3 separate regions of the Homo sapiens genome follow, and all the other regions are linked to region 1. Evidence: chromatin contacts called from ENCODE Hi-C data. All regions are on one chromosome and are shown on one strand. The core of a region is the stretch at or near the end of the contact, and the rest is flanking DNA. Distances in the headings are between cores, read along the strand shown. Region 1 overlaps SNX25 (sorting nexin 25). Region 2 overlaps LINC02363 (long intergenic non-protein coding RNA 2363). Region 3 overlaps ACSL1 (acyl-CoA synthetase long chain family member 1).

What was found. A loop is a pair of places that touch in the nucleus more often than their neighbours do. Pooled maps may share reads with other maps.
Region 2: a pooled map shows a loop between it and region 1 (4-fold over the local background). The contact joins two enhancer-like sites. A Hi-C loop is called at or near these places in 1 of 168 maps with a recorded cell type or tissue (lower leg skin), 1 of 37 single-sample maps with no recorded cell type and 3 of 50 pooled maps.
Region 3: a loop to region 1 is called in a map with no recorded cell type, with 4 times the contacts of the local background. The contact joins two enhancer-like sites. A Hi-C loop is called at or near these places in 3 of 37 single-sample maps with no recorded cell type and 4 of 50 pooled maps.

The regions. Positions count from the first base shown.
Region 1 is chr4:185,344,060-185,346,628 of GRCh38, reverse strand. It overlaps SNX25 (sorting nexin 25), which reads right to left. Exons shown (of 19, transcript NM_001378034.2): 13 at 1-92. Among named protein-coding and RNA genes, the nearest start is that of LRP2BP, 51 kb to the left of the region's middle. Within about 2 kb of position 1,273, at least 3 of the 41 ENCODE cell types and tissues checked have a DNase peak (open chromatin) inside an H3K27ac peak, as active enhancers do.
Region 2 is chr4:184,346,166-184,348,734 of GRCh38, reverse strand. All of the region lies in intron 2 of LINC02363 (long intergenic non-protein coding RNA 2363), which reads left to right. Among named protein-coding and RNA genes, the nearest start is that of LINC02363, 6.5 kb to the left of the region's middle. RefSeq lists enhancers at 838-1,187, 1,268-1,317, 1,065-1,359. Within about 2 kb of position 1,319, at least 29 of the 41 ENCODE cell types and tissues checked have a DNase peak (open chromatin) inside an H3K27ac peak, as active enhancers do.
Region 3 is chr4:184,816,798-184,819,366 of GRCh38, reverse strand. The region is part of intron 1 of ACSL1 (acyl-CoA synthetase long chain family member 1); the gene reads left to right. Among named protein-coding and RNA genes, the nearest start is that of ACSL1, 7.9 kb to the left of the region's middle. RefSeq lists enhancers at 854-943, 1,584-1,663. Within about 2 kb of position 1,271, at least 5 of the 41 ENCODE cell types and tissues checked have a DNase peak (open chromatin) inside an H3K27ac peak, as active enhancers do.

The DNA of each region.
Region 1 (2,569 bases), core at 24-2,523:
TTCTTCGACTTTTCCATAAACTTTTGATCTATAGATTTGAAAGGCAGCTTGCTAAGAGAAGGCAACTGGACTTTTTTTAAAGAAGGGACGCACTGTGGGGGGAAAAAATGAAATGTTAGTATTTTGAAATTACATTTTAATCTTAAAAAAGATTTAGAATAACAATTAGAACAAAACAAATATCCTCCTCCTGTACTTGTTCCTCTGAGGTGAAAACCTACCCATCTTAATGAGGCTCGAAGAATTGGGAGGAACGGAAACTTTGATGGAAAAAACTAAAGCACATCCCCAAACCTACAGATCCCCGGGAGCTGGGAAGTCACAAGGCCAGGCTGGTACGAGGGATCTGCACACCACGCAGGGTGGCACATGATGTGACAAATGGAAACCTGGCTCACAGAAAGTTTTTCAACTAGAAGGTGTTGTGTTTTTAACATCTCTGTAAAAAGCTAAAGTTAACAATAGAAAATGGCCGGGCGTGGTGGCTCACGCCTGTAATCCCAACACTTTGGGAGGCCAAGGAAGCTGGATCACATGAGGTCAGGAGTTCAAGACCAGCCTGATCAACATGGTGAAACCCTGCCTCTACTAAAAATACAAAAAATTAGCCTGGCGTGATGGCACATGCTTGTAATCCCAGCTACTGGGGAGGCTGAGGCAGGAGAATCGTTTGAACCCAGGAGGTGGAGGCTGCAGTGAGCTGATGTTGCACCACTGCACTTGGGCCTGGGAGACAGAGTGAGACCCAGTCAAAAAAAAATAAAAAGAAAAGAAAACAATGGGAACAAAGAAAACTTGGGTTGTAGCTCTATTACTGCATTTCTTTCCTTTTTTTTTTTGAAACAGGGTCTCAGTCTGCCACCCAGGCTGAGTGCAGTGGCGTGATCATGGCTCATGGCAGCCTTGATCTCCCAGGCTCAAGCGATTCTCCCACTTCAGCCTCCCAAGTAGCTGGGACTACAAGCATGCACCACCATGCCTGGCTAATTTTTAAATTTTTTGTAGAGGCGAAGTCTATGTTGTCCAGGCCAGTCTCAAACTCCTGGATACAAGCGATCCTCCTGCCTCAGCCTCCCAAAGTGCTGGAATTACAGGCATGAGTCACCACTCCTGGCCTTATTACTGCCTCTCAGTGGCAAACTGTAGATTGTAAGTATATTAACAAAATATATTCATAGTACGAAGAGCGCACCCTTTGTGGATTAAGTCCTCCCTTCTACCAGACACTGTGCTAGAAGCATAGCATGTGTTATTTCATGCTTACAACAGCTCTGTGAAATTTCAGAGAAATGAAACAGGCAGTGAGAGTTGGAAGGGAAGACTAAAATCACTAAGTACCCAAAAAGGTACTTCCTGTCACAGCTGTCGACAGGAAGGGTTCTCACAACAGGAAAACTCACACCGTAGGAAAGGGCAGGGGTAAGAGAATAGCCCAGCCATCAGTCCACAGACGAGGAAAGATGACAAAGAGGACGGGCATGGACTTTCATGTTTGTTTCTTTTAATGCTTCCATCTAATTGTTTTGATTGTCTAAGTAAATTCTACCTTCCAAAGACATTTCATTTCAAAATTTTCCCTCAACTCTTTTTCCTCCTGTTTTGATACAAACTTTGGTTTCACAATAGTTTTTCCACAGAGAAAACAACACATTTTTCTGTAGTATCAATTTTACTCAACAACTCTGGGGAAAATTCATTGTTATACTGAGACAAATTTTTGCTTTCCACAGTGCTAAGGTGACCAAAGGCCATCTGAGAAATGTAGCATGCATGACATTCAGTTTGGGTCACTATCCTTAAAAAGCAGTTGAAGAAATTATAGTATGTAGTGATGAAAACAGGTTAAAAAATCACTCTGGAGACAAGGTTAAAGAAAAGAGACACATTTCATTCATAGAAGAGGAGTCTGAGAGGTGCCCATGAGGTTTTGTAAAGGAGCAGCGTGGCTTCAAACCGTGTTTTCAAACTTTGTTTTCCTTCCTCCTTCCTCCTTAATCTCAAGATGTAACTTTGAGACAGGCTGCGTATGTGTTTCCTTTCATTCTGAAATACAGCCTGGGCATCTGCTGTGAACCTCCACTCCCTTTCTTTCCCCATCCCGTGCTCCCATGCTTTATGCACACTGATTTACCCACATGCTTGTTAAGCGCACACCACGCTCCTTATCTGGTCATCTATTTCCTTAGAAGCTTCAAGGGCCAGATCCTGATACGGACCAGACACCTCTGGCCACAGTGGCGCCGGATGCTTCACCAGATGGAACAATAATTCAAGACGAGCCATCAGGGCAGATCACACCATCTGACACTCCCTAGACCTGCTGCCTCTTCTGCATTCCAAACCCTCTCTTTAAAATCCCCTGGGTTCCCTCCACAGTTGAAGGCTGGAAATTTTTATTTTTATTTTTTGGAATGGAATCCTGCTCTGTTGCCAAGGCTGGAGTGGAGTGATATGATCCTGACTCACTGCAACCTCCGCCTCCCAGGTTCAAGTGATTCTTTTGCCTCAGCCTCTTGAGAAACTGAGACTACAAGCGTGCACCACCACACCCAACTAATTTTTTGTATTT
Region 2 (2,569 bases), core at 70-2,569, 1.0 Mb after region 1:
TAAGCTTGTCTGTGCAACTATATGACTTCTGACACTGAGGCAGGGAGGATTGTGAAACCAGGATAGACAGAATTTCAGCCAGCAAATAAGTACACGTTCACTTTAGCCAGGGGGTGGGGTGGGGAGGCGGCTGGGAAGGGACTGAGTTTATGAAGAGGCCTAGAGTAATAGTTTCTGAAGCATTACTTATCTAGTGCTAGGCGGCAGAGTTCATTTTGTTTGTATGCGGTGATTACTTGCAGTCTACATGCAGAAAACCAGTTTATCTAATGAAGCGCAGGACTACAAATAGAGGTTTCTTAATAGAACCAGGCGACTGCCATGGGCCTCACCCTGACCGCTGGGTCACAGAGCCTTACCATCGGGGACTAGGCTTTGGGAGGCACTGAGGCAAGTTGGAGAATTAGAAAAGGAGTCAGCCATGAGTTATGTCCTGGCTATTACCGAGAGATAATCTAAAAAATGAAAATAAAGCTGCATATCAGGAGTTGGAAGCAATGTTTTACTGAAGGGCAGTCCGGAGACATGCATTTTGTTTCCAGGTGTTCAAATGCACTTCCTCTTGCTGAGGGGGCCCGAAAGCCTCCCGCTGGCTGCTCTGGGTCCCAGGTGCGTCCAGACGTTGCCAGACACACCTCTGTCAGGTGAGGCAGGCTCCAAGGGAGGAGGCCTTGGCTTTGTTAATTTTGCAGAAGAGCAGGGACTTTCATGACAATTTTTTTGATCTAATGACAAGCTATTTCCTCTACCATTAGTGTCCCGAAGGGCAAATTCTAAAGCCAAGGCCATTTGATAAAGCCTGGGGAATTTATTGCAAGGCAGATGGACACAGCAGCAGCACATAAGAGCACACGCGTGGGGCTCCAGCCCGGCCACGGGGAGACCTTTTCTCAGCAAAGGGCAGCACTGCTCGCTTTGCTGGGGCAGCCCTCCCAGGAAGATCCCAGAAGAGATGGTCTGAGGTGTGTGAACACTGTGAATGTCATGGACAAAGCTCAGCGTGGGACCCCATGGGACTTCAGGTTATTAAGATGTAAATGTTGGCCAAAAGCTTATGTGTGAATTTTATTTTTAAGTTGTGACTTCCTTCCTCTCTGCCTGGGCCAGTGCACAAGCAGGAGGAGGGAGAGTCGGTATTACTCTGCAAGAGCTGTTTCTCCAGGTTTCTGGGTGTGTTCTTGAGTGAATAGAAATCTGACACCACTGAGAATTCACTGACAAAGGCTTTCCGTCTGCAAGGCAGTGTGTCACGCACTGGCCCTGACCAATCCCATTTGGAGCTGAAGACTCCAGAACATGGCGGAAGGTCATTTCTGCAGCAGTGTTAGCTGTTCCACAGCTCAAAGAGGAACTAAAATTAAAGACAGGAAAGCAACATTGTGAAAATGCCTATGGCAGCCACTGAGAGTTACAAAACAGCCTCAACTATCTCCTAAGAAATGATCACTGGGGATGCATGTTTTCAAACTCTCATTGGATGCCCTGTATGCACCTGTTGTAAAGTCGAGAAATCACACCAGCACCAGCACTGCTTTCCTGATCACCTGTTGAAAATGTAATGGACACGAAATACCAAAAACGGGATTAAATTCCCCACCAAGAGGACATCCTTTTCGTGTCAGCGGCTTCCCAGTAGCAGTTTTTCACAAAATCGTGTTTAAAAACATTTTTCTATAGGCAATATTCACCTAGAATGGAAAACGTGGCTAGAATAGCTTATTTTATGATCTTAGATTTTCTCTGTGTTGGTGTGTCTCTCCTCCCATTTCTGAGTTCTGTTTGGCTTAAATGTGTAATGATCTGACCACTGAGCTTTGTCACAGAACTAGGGTAGGAGGACAAAATATTGAGTTAGGAGAAGTTTTCAACCAGCAATTTCCCAATAGTACATGATTTCCTTTTTTGTCTTCTTTTTCTTCTTCAGAGGAGAGCAGGGTACATTCTGGAGTGAGGACATGACTACAAGTTGTAGGCAGGAAATACTGTTTCATGACACCAAATTTTAAAAGAAAGAGACTTTAGAAAATGGTCATATTTTGGCCGGGCACAGTGGCTCATGCCTGTGATCCCAGCACTTTGGGAGGCCGAGGTGGGAGGATCACTTGAGGTCAGGAGTTTGAGACCAGAGACATGGTGAAACCTCGTCTCTATTAAAAATACAAAAAATTAGCCAGGCATGGTGGTGCACACCTGTAATCCCAGCTACTTGGAAGGCTGAGGCAGGAGAATCGTTTGAACCCGGGAGGCGGAGGTTGCAGTGAGTTGAGGTTGCAGTGAATTGAGATTGCGCCACTGCACTCCAGCCTGGGTGACACAGCAAGACTATGTCTCAAATAATAATAATAATAATAAAATAAAAAAGAAAATGGTCATATATTTATAGTCTACTTTTTATATTTTGTTAGATGTCACTAACTACTTAATGCTTTTTAGTTATTTAAAATGTTGCTCACAAATCCCAGTGTAAGCCCACGAAGTTGACCTCAGTGATTACACTTTTCCTAAAACCCTGGGGATTTTGTTTTAAAAGGTTAATGTGTTTTTTCAGTTAGTGGGAAGATAATTATGG
Region 3 (2,569 bases), core at 22-2,521, 530 kb after region 1:
GTTCGAGACCAGCCTGGACAACATGGTGAAACCCTGTCTCTGCTAAAAATACAAAAATTAGCCAGGTGTGGTGGCAGGCGCCTGTAATCCCAGCTACTCAGGAGGCTGAGGCAGGAGAATCCCTTGAGCCTGGGAGGCAGAGGTTGCAGTGAGCCAAGATCGTGCCATTGCACTCCAGCCTGGGGTATAGAGTGAGGCTCTGTCTCCAAAAAAAAAAAAAAAAAAAGTACATCTAAATGGTACGATGCCCATGTTGGCCTATTTGGAATGCCATTCCTTGTCCCACAGAGCCCTGCTCCTCAGAGGCACTTTTCCTGGAGTGACTCTCCCCTTCCTCACCTACACTCACTGTCATTCAGCTGTAGATGCACCAGCGATCATGCTAGTGGTTAAAATATCGAAATACTCCCATCCTGGCTAGAGAATAGCTGCTACCCAAGTGCCCCCGCCCTTCATATGGAAACTAAAGGGTTAATACATGGGGCAGTAGAGGAACTTTGGAGCCCTGTTTTGGTGCACTGGCCTGTGTCTTTTCTGGCTGGTTGGTGTCTGGCCGTACTGGCTATTAAATATTTTGATGAGCATCCCAGCCTCTGTCCCACGTGCATCTTTTCATGAGTGCATATCTGGCTTCCACAGATTGGCACCCCAGCCACACTCTAAGCTCTGGGCACATGGGAGACCTAGTCATTGTCATCTCTGTGTTTTCAGCAGCGTTTAATACAGGGCCTTACCGCTAGTAAGCATGTAAGATTATCTAATGATGGATTGAGGGTAGGGCAGGTTCCGATGGTCAGATGTCCCATAGAAGGTGGTCCCTAACAAGAATATACATTGTAATGTTCCAGGTTTGTCTATTCTGATACTGTGCAAAACGTAGATCTTATAGCCAAGATCAAGGCATCGAAAGTCTGTGGACCTAAGCCTGTGCTTTCACTGAGTGAAGTTTGTGTTTCGGAGTACATCTGAGGTGTTTCTTTCCGTGTAGTTTCACTTGTGTTGGAGAAGCAGGTGGCTGTGGTCTTTGCAGGGTGTGAGAGGGGAGGAGATTAGTGTTGAGCTCCAGCTAATGTTACATAACTCTACTGTAGTCTTCCTTTACCTGGTATTCTTGTGTTCAAATTGCCCCTTGTTTCTGTGCCACTAGTGAAATGGTCAAATGGCTCATTGTTCCTTCTGTAGGACAGTTACCTACATTGCGCCTCAGGCAAGCTTCTGAGGCATCCCAGGATGGGGAGCTGGCGGGGGACCTTATCTGTCAAGCAGCCCAGCCAGGCACCTCACAGTGGACGGAACTGAGTTCTTGAGGGGGTGGCTGAGCAGCCCAGACTCCCAGGTTAGACTCTGAAGACAGCCAGTCTGTGCTTTTCTCTCCTGATGTGAGTCAGAGGCAAACTCTGCCGATGCCAAGACCTCCCTAGAGTTCAGGCAGGGTGAAGATCCTTGTCCTTGGGGTCAGGGCTGAAGCTTCAGGGTGTCCAGGACAGACCTTCAGAGGAGGCCAGCCCTGGAGCCTGGCGTGGGTCTCGGCCTCAAGCCTCTCTGTCCTGCAGAGAGGCCGGCTCAGTCTCTTCACCCTCTCAGGCAGGCCAGGCGACGGTCACCAGTAGCGTCCTGCTCTCTCTGGCATGCTTCCCTTCATCACTGGGTGATGCTGAGTGTCTTTTCCTCCCTCTTTGATGTGACAGTCCCTTTTTGCAGGCTTTTGCAGGCACTGTCCCTCTGCCTCCCAGGTGTGGCACGCATTTCAGGGTGCCTCCATTAGCAGTTTCATGCATTGTTGCCCATGGTGGGGAACAGATGGAGACACAAGGCAGGCAAGCCACCAAAGAGGCTGCAGGGCTGCTCAGGAGATGGAAGGACTGTCTCCAGAGTGGGGTGTATGCCCCATAGTGGCTGCCTAGACCATCCATTAGATTGTAGAATAGAATAGAAACATTAGAACTTCTATGGATAGTTATTTTTTGGCCATCTTTTAAATTCATATTTGTGTGTTTTCTAATGGTCAGAAAATACTTGTATATGGTTTATAGATAAAAGCATTTAATGTGAGGGGTGCATTTATTTATTGGGGTACATCATCAGAAGTCTAGAGAACCAGAAAGTTAACTCCTTCTCTAGCACCAGTATCATGAGAGACCTCTGAATGCCATTTTTTAAAAAGGAAAGAATTTGTCAATTAAAGGGGAATAGAAACTGCTCTCTGGCTAGGTTGTGATTCATGTCAAATAGGCCTGTGACTTAAGGAGAGTCAGGTTAACTCCAGAGTATGTTTTGTCTCTGGTCCCAAAACTTAGCAGTGTGGAAGCCTCATTGGGATCAGGGTTTTATTTTTTTCTCTTTTGTTTACTATCATATCCCCTGAGGCTGGAGCTGACTTGCATATCCTCAATATTTGCAAATTGAATATATGGGCGTTTTTCTTGCATGATAATTAAGTATTATGCTGAGTTGGATGCTTCAAGTCAATATTCAGGTTGCCTCCTTTTGTTTAAACCTTTGGGCAGTTGGCAAGATGCAGCCTACATGCCAGTCAGTTTTACTGTCCTGCACATGATACCCCCACGCG